Linked DNA regions of Homo sapiens: regions 2 and 3 are each linked to region 1. The links are chromatin contacts, found by Hi-C or POLR2A ChIA-PET in ENCODE. All regions are on one chromosome and are shown on one strand. Each heading gives the region's core, a stretch centred on a gene start or an enhancer-like site at or near the end of the contact. The rest is flanking DNA. Distances are from core to core; before and after follow the strand shown.

The links. A loop is a pair of places that touch in the nucleus more often than their neighbours do. ChIA-PET counts read pairs that join two places held with the same protein, here RNA polymerase II (POLR2A). Pooled maps may share reads with other maps.
Region 2: a loop to region 1 is called in a map of CD8-positive, alpha-beta T cell, with 8 times the contacts of the local background. The contact joins the promoter of TMEM19 here to the promoter of KCNMB4 in region 1. A Hi-C loop is called at or near these places in 2 of 168 maps with a recorded cell type or tissue (CD8-positive, alpha-beta T cell and OCI-LY7), 1 of 37 single-sample maps with no recorded cell type and 6 of 50 pooled maps.
Region 3: a loop to region 1 is called in a map of naive thymus-derived CD4-positive, alpha-beta T cell, with 4 times the contacts of the local background. The contact joins the promoter of CPSF6 here to the promoter of KCNMB4 in region 1. A Hi-C loop is called at or near these places in 1 of 168 maps with a recorded cell type or tissue (naive thymus-derived CD4-positive, alpha-beta T cell) and 8 of 50 pooled maps. POLR2A ChIA-PET finds 5 or more read pairs at or near these places in 1 of 52 experiments (PC-9).

The regions. Positions count from the first base shown.
Region 1 is chr12:70,364,265-70,367,963 of GRCh38, reverse strand. It overlaps KCNMB4 (potassium calcium-activated channel subfamily M regulatory beta subunit 4), which reads right to left and starts at 1,674. Exons shown (of 3, transcript NM_014505.6): 1 at 894-1,674. The coding sequence starts at 1,229. RefSeq lists a silencer at 1,619-1,858.
Region 2 is chr12:71,683,963-71,687,661 of GRCh38, reverse strand. It overlaps TMEM19 (transmembrane protein 19), which reads right to left and starts at 1,580. Exons shown (of 6, transcript NM_018279.4): 1 at 852-1,580. The coding sequence starts at 981. LOC124902965 (a long non-coding RNA gene) reads left to right here and starts at 1,598. Exons shown (of 2, transcript XR_007063367.1): 1 at 1,598-1,740. RefSeq lists silencers at 1,033-1,248, 1,239-1,308.
Region 3 is chr12:69,237,900-69,241,598 of GRCh38, reverse strand. It overlaps CPSF6 (cleavage and polyadenylation specific factor 6), which reads right to left and starts at 2,030. Exons shown (of 10, transcript NM_007007.3): 1 at 1,893-2,030. The coding sequence starts at 1,952. RefSeq lists enhancers at 714-1,293, 1,294-1,874 and silencers at 1,338-1,557, 1,708-2,207.

The DNA.
Region 1 (3,699 bases), core at 425-2,924:
ATTTTTCTCCATTGGGAACAGTTTTCTGAGACTTCCTCTCTCTGCTCTCCATCCCGGGAGTCCTAACCAGGTTTTATCTTTTTTTTTTTTCTTTTTCTTTTTCTTCTTGCTTGCTTTCGAGACCAATAGAAGTTGTCAGAGAAGTCATATTAGGTACATTTCACTGAAGGTTTTCTATTTTCAGCAAGTTTTACTGTTCTCCAGACGACTCCTGACTGTCCCTAAACACAAAGGGTAACTAGGCTCCCTGTAGACTCTTTTGAGAATCTATTTCATGAAAACTAGGAGCCCTCTGTACTTCCCAAAATGGACCCGCAATATTCCACATTTGATTCCGGGTCGTTTGTCAAGCCACAAAAGCTTATCTTTGAACCCCAAGTTGAAAATGCCTATGTAGAGCGAAAAGGTGAGGAACTCTCTCACAACTTTCGAGAGTCCCCTCGACCTTTCAAGGAAGGTCATTCCATCTGAGTTCTAGATGAGACCAGCTGAAGCTCGGACCTTGACCGTGAGCTGGAGTAGGTGGATCCCCGCTAACCACTGGCTTTAAATGGAGGAAAAGTTAACTTTCTTGGCTCCTTGCACTTCTCCAAACCCAGTCCGGTAGGCGCAGGACCCGGACTGGGTCGAGGCCTCAAAATCTGAGACCAGGCAAGACAGGTTTTAAAGTAAGCCTCTGGGCACCACTGGTCGCCGCGCGTAAACCCACCTGAAAAGACCGGAGCCCTGGGGCTCCCTGATGTAGTCATTCCTGGTTTGAGCACAGCCTGCGCCACCTGGTCTCCTCCTAGCAATGCGAGCACACGCCGAACCCTCCCCGCGCGGAGTCTAACACCGACGCTGCCTCCAAACCTCCCTCGCGGGGAGCCCCTGGGTGCGCGGGGCGTTCTTACCTTGGGGTTGGTCAGGAGCTGGTGCTCGTCGCTGTGCAGCAGCGCCCTAGAGTTGGACTCAGAGTTGTTCACGTAGACCTGGACGCAGGGGTACTGCGAGGTGCCCCTGCAGTCGGCGCCACAGGTGAAGGTGCACTCGAACACCTCGCCGATCTGCTGCACCGACAGCACCGTGCAATTGGCCTCCGTGGCTTGCAGATCCTGCAGCGCGGGACTCAGCCAGCAGAAGCCGAAGATGAAGAGCGACACGACGCCGGAGATGATGAGAAACAAGCCGAGCCGGATGCTCTTGTCCTCGGCTTCCGTGTACTCGTAAGCCACCCGGAGCTTCGCCATCGCCCCCCACTCTCGGCGGCTGGCGTGCTCCCCCCGCCCCCTCCCGCCCCCGGCGCCGAGCCCGACTGCCTCGGGCGGGAGGAGCCGCCGCCGCCACCGCCGCCGCCGCGCGACAGCAGGGGAGTGGGCGGCGAGGGGGAGCGCGCGAGAACAAAGGGGCCGAGGCCAGCGACGCCCCCGGCGGCGGCGGCGGCAGCGCCCCCCAGCCCCCCAGCCGCCGCCTGGGCCCCGCGGTGCAGCAGCCGCTTCAGAGCCTCCTGCACCCTCGGGCGCGGGGAGCGCACGGACCGCTCCAGCTTCCAGCGCCCCCTGCCAGCCTCCGCCCCCGCACTCTCCCCGCCTCCCCCACCCCGCCTCCTCTCGTCGGGTGTCTCTCTGTCTCCATCGCCCGCTGGCCGCTACTCCGCTGACTCGCCCGGCAGCTGCCCCAAGGCTAGGAGTGTCTGAGCTGGGGCGAGCCCGGGGGCTCCCCCGTGCAGGAGGAGGCTCCGCCCCGCCCCGTCCGCAGCAGACCCGGGCCCTTCCGCCCCGCCCCGCTCCGCCCCGCCCCGCCCGGGGGCGTCTCCTTTGGGCGAGGGGCTGACGGGCACAAGCGACAGCGGCGACTTGCAATCGGAATCTTCGCTCACTCCCCTTAGAGGGACGTCCGAGATGAAAGATTAAGATCAATTTAGCTTAACCGGAGGGAAGTTAAAATAATAATAATAATAAGAGGGGAGGGTGGAGTTCAAGTGGAGCGGCGGGAATCTTGAACTCCAAACGAGTACTGGTCACCTGCAGGGAGAGCGGCCAGGCTCCGGGCGCACCCCGGGAAGCGGGCACGGGTGGCGGTGTGGGAGGACACGAGCCGCCCAGGCCGGGCGGATCGAGGTGAAAGCCCCAGGCTAGCGGTGTGCGCTGGGAGGTCCCCGGGGACGACTGAATCGCAGGTTCCCATGCCACGGGCGGGCTGGCGCGCGGTGGTGCCGGAGGCGTGACCCAGCCGCGCCCACGCCGCCAGCGGCTGCGCCCAAGGGAGCGCAGTAACCGTCCAGTCCCAGGACTTGGGCCTCCTAACCGTCTTGGCGCAGACCCGCGCCCCCTGACCCTGCTGAGGCCGGGAGGGCTGCAGGATTGGAGTTAAACAAGCTGAGTCAGGTGGAGTTTGCTGTGGAGGCAATGTGCGTGGGGGCAGGAGGCTGGACGAAGGAAACTTGCTGCTTAGGTCGTCGGTGACCCTTGTGGCAACTTAGGTCTCTGGCAGCCGAGTTGACCCCAACTTGATTTGCCCCCATGGCTGGGGCTGACTGAGACCAAAGGAAAAAGGTGGAGAGCTTTGCAGCCTGGAAAGAAATACCACTTTACCCATCAGAAAAGTACTCTTGCTTTGGGGCTCGCAAGAACAGAATCATTTCTGTCGTTTCCCTCCTTAGGAGTCTTGCCACCCCTGACCCGCCCCAGGATTTGTAGATGAGGTTTCCAGGAGCGCTGCTTAAAGCGACAGCGCCGGGCAGACCCACTTTGGGACAGGTACTGTTTCTAGACCTGTGTTCTGCTCTTAATTCTTGCCGTTGCTCCCTCCTCCCCCAATTACGCTAACAATGCTTCAGCCTCTATTGTTTTCGCGACCTTTTTAAAGTTAGAATGACCTTTTCCCAAACTACACTTTTATCATAAAATCAAACTTGAGAACTATTTATATGTACATTTCGAAGAATAAAATCAGAATATTAACTTCCTTGCAAACTACATAAACTTTTTTTGTTTGCTTGTAAGTCTCAAATGAATAAACTCTTAATTATGTTCCTGATGAATACGGAAACATGGAATCATGGAATTCTTGACTTCTCTTTCCTGGACTTCAAATGTTACTTAACTGGTATTGAGTACCTTTCGACTGCAGTTCTGATAACGTTATTTTGAAGCACTACATTATGACAGGTAACAAGTATTTCCCAGCAATGGGCAAATTAATTACAGGAAGATCCTAAGTGTCTTTTTCTCAATAAATTAAGAAGATGTAGAGTTTGAAAAACGTCCAAATTAGGAAGATGCTTTGTTCTCTAATACCTTTCAGGTTTTGAGATTTTCTTTTTTTAATTTAAATGTAAGAATTGTATTCTTTTCCTGTTAGCATAAAGACAATTGTGATTACATTGCTTAAAAGTGAGTTTAATAATTGAAATAGCATAACCGAAAATCACAAATCTTCAATCTGAATCTTTTTCCTATTGCAGGAAAAATAAAAAACATAGGAAATAATCTTTTTTTTCTATTGTTATAATCTTCTTTTCCAAGAAAGGAAAAGCTATGTCTAAGATCTGAAGCAATGATGAACAAATAACAAGATACAATTATTCTAGCTCAGTATGTTGAGGAACTGAAATGAGGCAGAATTAATTCCTATTAATGCACAGCAGTTGGGGGACTACCAATAATTTAATGAATATGGTTCGTTTTTCAATGATTCCAGAGCTCAAAGTCTTCTGTG
Region 2 (3,699 bases), core at 331-2,830, 1.3 Mb before region 1:
TAAGTCCTTCAGCTCTCCAAATGTAAATAGTATACCGTTTTTAATTCTTATTATTTTTACAGAACATGTGAAACTGATAAACTACATTACTACTTTTTTTTTTTTGAGACGGATTCTCGCTCTGTGGCCCAGGCTGGAGTGCAGTGGCTCAATCTTGGTTCACTGCAACCTCCGCCTCCAGGGTTCAAGTGATTCTCCTGCCTCCATCTCCCAAGTAGCTGGGATTACAGCTTTTTTCTAGTTTTAGTAGAGCTGGGGTTTCACCGTGTTGGCCAGGCTGGTCTTGAACTCCCGACCTCAGGTTATTTGCCCGCCTCGGCCTCCCAAAGTGCTGGGATAACAGGCGTGAGCCACCGCGCCTGGCCCATTACTAATATTCTTATTCAAAATTAAAAGCATCACTGTAATTGCTTTACAAAGCTATATTCGCCTCACTTATCTTTTACCAAGACAGATGGAATAGTTACATAAAATATAAAGACATTTTGAAATAGGTGTAACTAGTCCAGAAGTGGTGGCCTGTATTGCCAGCACTTTGGGAGACACAGGTGGGAGGATCACTTGAGCCTAGGGGTTTGAGACCAGCCTAGCAACACAGAGGGACCCCTATCTTATACAAAATAAAAATTAAAAAAAAAAAGAAATAGGTATAACTCGAATTATCACAACAAGCATTTATTAAAGGCATTGTTTATACTATCATGTTAGTAAGTTAAATCAGGCTATGGAAGTTAAGTAAACACAACCATTCATAACCATTCAGAGGATATGAGTTTTGGATTTCACAATGGTATGGTTTTAATTTCCTCTGACTAGATTACAGAGAAACAACTTAGAACACTCAGACTTACCATAATAGGTGCTTGCAGTCATTGATATAATCCAGAAAGCTAACGAAATGCAAATGATCAGGCTCAGTATAACTATATTAGTTATCATCTTTATATATCTTTTGCATATATTGTCGTTAAGATCTGTCATGGAAAATAAGGATATGAGCTCCTGCGGGAAAGAATATTTAGCGTTTCGGAGAGAAAGTCATTTACGATGTGAGCAAGACACTTGTTCAGAGGCAAACATAAATCCCAACATATTCCACCGACCAAACAAGCATAAAAATCACAAAAATTCAAACTCCTTCCGGAAACTCCTACTGGCGGAGAGCTCCAATTCATATGGGCGTGGTCAACGCCTCACCGCAAAAGCAGAGCGCAACCCGGCGGACGGTGAGGGCCGGTCGCCGGCTGCCGGCCGCTTCAGCGCCTCACGCCGGAGCCCACGGGGAAAAGAGAAAGCCGAGGCAGCCAATCCGCGGTCCCGGCGCTGGCGAGTTCCACCCACCTCCCGTCGCAACCTTCTCACCCGCGGGCCGGGTAGGCCAGCGGCTGCAAAGGGGCAGCTAGGGCACCCGAACTTGGGCAAGTCTGGGAAGCACGCCCGACGCGGCTGAACGCAGTCACGTCCCGACAGCTGCGCAAGCCGCCCTAGGGTCAGGTCCAGCCGGCCAAGGCCGAGACCCCAGGAGCAAAGCCCGCGCCTCCCGGCGCCCCCGCCTCTAGCGCCTCGCCCGCTGTGGGCATGCGCCGCAGCCGCTTAGGGGGATGTCGCCTAGCTCACGTGGGCAGGCACTGCTGGCATCCTGGCCGGCTGCGTTTGCACTGCTTCTCCAAAACCACATTATAGGTACTAAACAACATTGTTTAGTACCTATAATGTGCTAGACTCCTGGCTGCTAGCGAGGTAAAGTTAAACATAGTTTCTATTACTGAGCTCTCGTAATTATTGTCATAACACCACTTAGATTGTGGAAATATCTGTCCTCACACCCCTTATATTAAAGGTGTGTGCATTTAGAAAGCAAAACGTCTTGTTAGCATTAAAAATCTGAATCGTGGCTGATTTCTTTTCTTTTCTTTTTTTTTTTTTCGAGACAGTGTCTCTCTCTGCCGCCCAGGCTGGAGTGCAGTGGCACGATCTCTGCTCACTGCAACCACCGCCTCCCAGGTTCTAAGCGATTCTCCTGCTCCAGCCTCCGGAGTAGCTGGGATTACAGGCGCCACAACCACGCCCGGCTAATTTTTATATTTTTAGTAGAGACGGGGTTTTGCCATGTTGGCCCGGCTGGTCTCGAACTCTTGACCTCAGGGGATCCACCCACCTCGGCCTCCCAAAGTGCTGGGTTTAATGGCGTGAGCTACAGCGCCCGGCCTGATTTCATGTTTTATGTGAAATTAACTTGTTTGCCTGGGTTAACAGTAATTAACTGATAATTACATAATATTTATCAATTTTTTCAGTTAATTGCTGACAGTGTAAGAAGAGGAGCCAAATCCATTTCAGACACAGTATGCAATTGTGTTTTAAGCCCCAAGAGTAGTTACTTTAAAAAAGCTCACATTATTTTAAATTTCAAAATACATGCCAAGACAGCTTGTCATTTTCTTTGGTAAGACATCTAATTAAGTAGTTAACTAAGAATCAAATCTGTGAAGTAGGACTAAATAGTAGTGGGCTTCCTGTACTAGATAATATACATATATGGTCTTTATGCTGAAATGTATTATGTGCCTACTTTATTTTTGTCTTAGTCTGTTCTGCATAGGTAAATGTTTGGATTATTTCACCAAGCTGACTGGCCAGTATCAATGTTACCAGACTACTGGGTAAAATTATTAATAATGAAAGCTAATGTTTTGTGGTTTGCACAGTCGCATTGTTTTTGTCTCTGCTTAGACAAAATTATAAACTGGTCTTTTTTTTTTTTTTCTTTTTTTTGCCTTGCTTCACCACAGTCACAGAGTGACCCTCTCTGATTAGTTGGTGTTCGATAGGAAAATCATAGCCTAGTTGTGAATGTCAAGCTATCTCCCAACACTGTGGTGTAGCTGTGTCAGGTCAGTCCCTGGATGTCAGGGATGATTTTCTCATGACTATTAGATCTGGCTAAAAAATGCATATTAAATAGTAGTGTCAGTGAACTGACCCTTTAGATGAATATTTTCCCTTCTATTTTTTTCAGTGACCAATTATAGATGTTTTTCTCCATAAAAGTTATTCTAGCTTAAGACCAAAATAATTTAGAGGAGTTAATATAATTAAAATACAGTAGTTCTTATATGCAATAGGCAGTTTCAGTTACCAAGGGTTAAACATGATCTTGAGGCAGGAGAATAGGGTCTCCTATTGAGGCAGGGAACCTAAGGCCGATTCATGCTGACTTCCTAGAGCTAAATCAAAAGGAAAACCCCAACTTCCCATACCTAAGTAACAAAAGGACCCAAAGCTACGCCCTTTGCAAACCCCTCTTTTTTTCTGCGTGGCAGATAGAAAATTGAAAGTATCTCTGCTTGGTAGCTTTCTGCAACCAATCAGACGTTTGCGTAGGAGTGTAACTTTGTAACTTTGCTTCAGCCTCTAATTGGTTGTTTTTCACAACCAATCAGACTGATTGTGGGCTAGTACTTCATTTACATTTACATAAGGTGTACACCAAGTAACCAATGGGAAACCTCTAGAGGGTATTTAAACCCTAGAAAATTCTGTAAGGAGGCCCTTGAGCCCCTATGCTCAGATGGTTCCCACCCTGTGGCGCGTACTTTTGTTTTCAGTAAATCTCTGCTTTTGTTGCTTCATTCTTTCCTTGCTTTGCTTGTGTGTTTTTCCAGTTCTTTGTTCAAAACACCAAGAACCTGGACACCT
Region 3 (3,699 bases), core at 781-3,280, 1.1 Mb after region 1:
GGAGATGTCCCTCTCAAATTAAGTATGCAAAAGCCTAAAAATATTTCATTAAGAGGTACTGAAAAAAGCTTAACTTCTAAAATTGAGACCCAATTCTTCTTTTATTGTGCATAGAAAGGTGAACCAATGTATTATCTTGTAAGTAAAGCTAATAAAGGCAGTCTTGAACACTCAATCGTTGTTCCTTGCAGTTACAGCCCTCTTTTAAACGCAGTTATATTCATTTGATAAATAAAAGGAAAAAAATTTCCTAGAGGTCTTATAAGCGTTAGAACCTGTGTTGCACTCGAGGAATGTATCTGATTTGTAATGGACACAACTCAAGTATTATTATTTAAAACATAAGCACAATTTTAAAAACACAAAGATTTAAAAACTTAACCTTTGATTACAATGTATTACATTTAAACAAATCCAGTCTTTAACTGAATAGCAAACATTTAAAGCCAACTGGTATTTTTCTGTTTTCTAATATTTAAACCAGAGGCACAAAGTCATTCCTGAAAAATAAAACAGTAAAGATCTCTTGAGTTTCCTTGTTTTTTAAAAAGCCTGAGCAACTAGTCACGAATATGATGGTTAATGGAGGTGGGAAAACCACATTAGCCAGTAATATTTCATTAAACTTCTCATAGGGACCTGGGAAATACAAAAAAATAAGGCTTTTAGGAACATTGCAGTTAAGCACAATTTAATTGTTTTAAATGTGTTACTACATAAAATGCAGTAGATACGAACAGCAGGTTCAAACCTTAAACGTCACTAGCAACAAACGACATCTTTTGCAAGGATGCCCATTAACAGACATCACAGCCCCGCGTTACCTCTAAGCAACGTCGTTCAGGAAAACCTTGCATTCTCACTTTCGCTCAACCTTTCAAAAGGTAACACGGGGCCCGGGGGTGGGGGTGGGGGGATTTAACACTTTGTTTTCGAAAATAGGGTCTTATCTATAACTCTTTATTTTTAAACCACATCATAAGGATTTGGGGTGAACGTTCTTTCATTTTAATCACTATGAGATCTGTGGGTGAGCTAACATCTTTTTGTTCCATCCAACCATCGCGCTTCCAATTCTTCCTTTTGGTCCCCGGCCACTCATCTTCACAGGTATTTTCATCACAAAGGCCAACAACGACTGGGCTTCAAAGCACTGCAAGCCCTGGATTAATGAGGCAGGACCAGCGCACCGACTTTTATCTGTGGCTCCAAAAGTCAAAGGACTTGTTGCAAATGAGCCCGCACCTCAGTCGCCTTCAGAAAGTGTGAGGGGAGGAGGAAGGCGCCACGCCGAAACCTGTCGCAAACCCGAGAAGGAGAGCCCCGGGGACTGGGCGCGCGGGATACAAAGGGCCGTGAACGCGGCCTTCCATGAGGCGACAGTGCGCGGGCAGGGAGACAAAATGGAGCGATGGGAGGAATCGGAGCCCGAGCGGCAGCGGCGGGGAAGGGGCGGCGGCGGCGGGCACGCGCCCCGCCAGGGCTTCCTCCTCCGACCAGCGACGGGGGAGGGGGCGCGGCGGCGGCCAGTTCTCTCCGCCGCTTACACGCGGCCCCACCGCCCGGGCCTAGCGCGGCGGGAAGCGCCAGCCGGGTGCCGCCAACAATAGGGAGCGAGGCAGCGCCGGCGAGGGAGGAGCCGGCGGCAGCTGCACAGCGGCCCGCGTCCGCGCTCCGGGCCCCGCGGCGACTCGCCGCGCCCGCGGCCCGTGAAACGACGCGGTAGAACGAGGGGCGGGGGGGCGCCACGCCAGGGGTCGGCGGCGCGGCCCAGAGGCGGCAAGGGCGCACACTCTGCAGTCGCTTCGGCTCGCGGCCGCAGCGGGCCCCGGGTCAGCTTCCCGGCCGCAGCGCCGCCCGCGTCGGCGGCGGGGACCTGGGCTCTCACGTACCTGGTTGAACTCTTCGCCGACATCCGCGTAAATGTCTATGTGGTCCACGCCGTCCGCCATCTTCCTTCAGCCTCGGCCGCCGCCGCCGCCGCCGCCTCCTGCAGGTCTGCCCGCCGCGGCAGCAGCAGCGGATCTAGCGGCGGTGGGGGGGCGCTTGCGTCACTTCCGAGGCCCGAGGGAGGGAGGCGCGGGCGACAGGGGCCGGCCGGGGGCGGGGACTCTGCAGCCCAGCCGCTCTGCTGGCTGAGGAAAGGCTGCGCCTCTGAGGGCAGAGGACGTTTCTTTTGTGTCTGGGTGAGGCCCGGGAGTGGGGGCCAATTTTTTTGTCCTACTCGCGCATCCAGCTTAGCAGTGGGTCCCACCTGTTTCCACACACCGTCTTTTCACGTGGCCTCTGGCATACTCAGACGTTTTGTTAATATTTTCATTTATCCGTTGTTCTTATCTTTCTCACATCCAGGACTTTTAAAGGTGGAAGTTATATGTCCGTGCTTAAATGCAAAGTGTAACCCCCGGGCATTCTGTGAACGGCTTAAGACCAAAAACAATGTCTTGTTTCTGCATCCTCAGAGACCAGCAGAGTTTTATTTGCATCGTAAACGCTAGATACCCGTCAGTGGTTATCTTTGCATGCTGTTTATGTTGCCATTTCCATCTCTAATCTTCGTGGGCTTCTTTCCCCCCCACCTTCCTCTCGCATTCATTGCCATTCATTTTTTCTTCCTTAGATCTACAGTAGGTTGTCTCTGGCGTAGTTCAGATGCTTCTAACATGAATGCAGTCATCTTAGAGCACACCCAAGAGAGTGGAGGTATCTTGAGGCCAGGGGGGCTTCTCTCTCAGAATCCTAGAATGTCCCAACGGGAAGGGAACTGGAAAGGTGTCCTTAGGTCTAAACATCTCATTTTACAGAAGAGAAGACTGAGGCCTAATAGAACCTAAGTGATTTAACCAGGTCACATGGTCAATAAAGGTAGGAACATTCAGCCACGATACTTTACTCAAAGATGTCTCTCCAGTTTGAAACTTTCCCCTCCATTCTTAATTTCTTTTTCACTCATTAAAAAATATACTGTAGTAGAGCGTGTTTCCTGAGAAACTGGCCAGAAATCATTCATAGAATAACCCAAACAACATCTGTAAGGTTGGGCATCTCTAATCCAAAAATTTGAAATGCTCCAAAATCTGAAACTTTTTGCGCACTGACATGATGCCACAAGTGGAAAATTCCACACCTGATCTTATTTGCCAGGTCGCAGTCAAAAATGCAATCAAAACTTTTTTTCATGCACAAAATAACTAAAAGTATTGTATGAAATAATCTTCAGGCTGTGTGTATAAGGTATATGTGAAACATAAATGAATTTCGTTTAGGCTTGGGTCCCATCTCCTGGATAATTTATGTATATGCAAATATTCCAAAATCCCCTCAAATCCAAGCATTTTTGCATAAAAAAGACTCAATCTGCACTTGGTATGGTGGAAAAAGCATGGTTGCAGTCCTGGAGGCCAGTCTGGTGATCTGGGTACCCATTTCTAATCAGACATTTTATCAGCTAGATGACCTCAGTCAAGTTTTCAACTCTCATATTCAATCTCAGAATCTTTAAAATCCAAGCAATAATATCTACCTCACCAAGGTTGAAGGTTGGTGATACTTTAAATGAGTTAATATGAGTTAATATGCAAAGTGTCCTGTCCTGTTCCAAGAATCAGTATTTAAATACTGATTCACTTTCTTTCTTGGGGCATTATAGAAGAAAAGAGACACTGACGTTTAAAGGTGAGAGTATTTTCTAGATTGGTG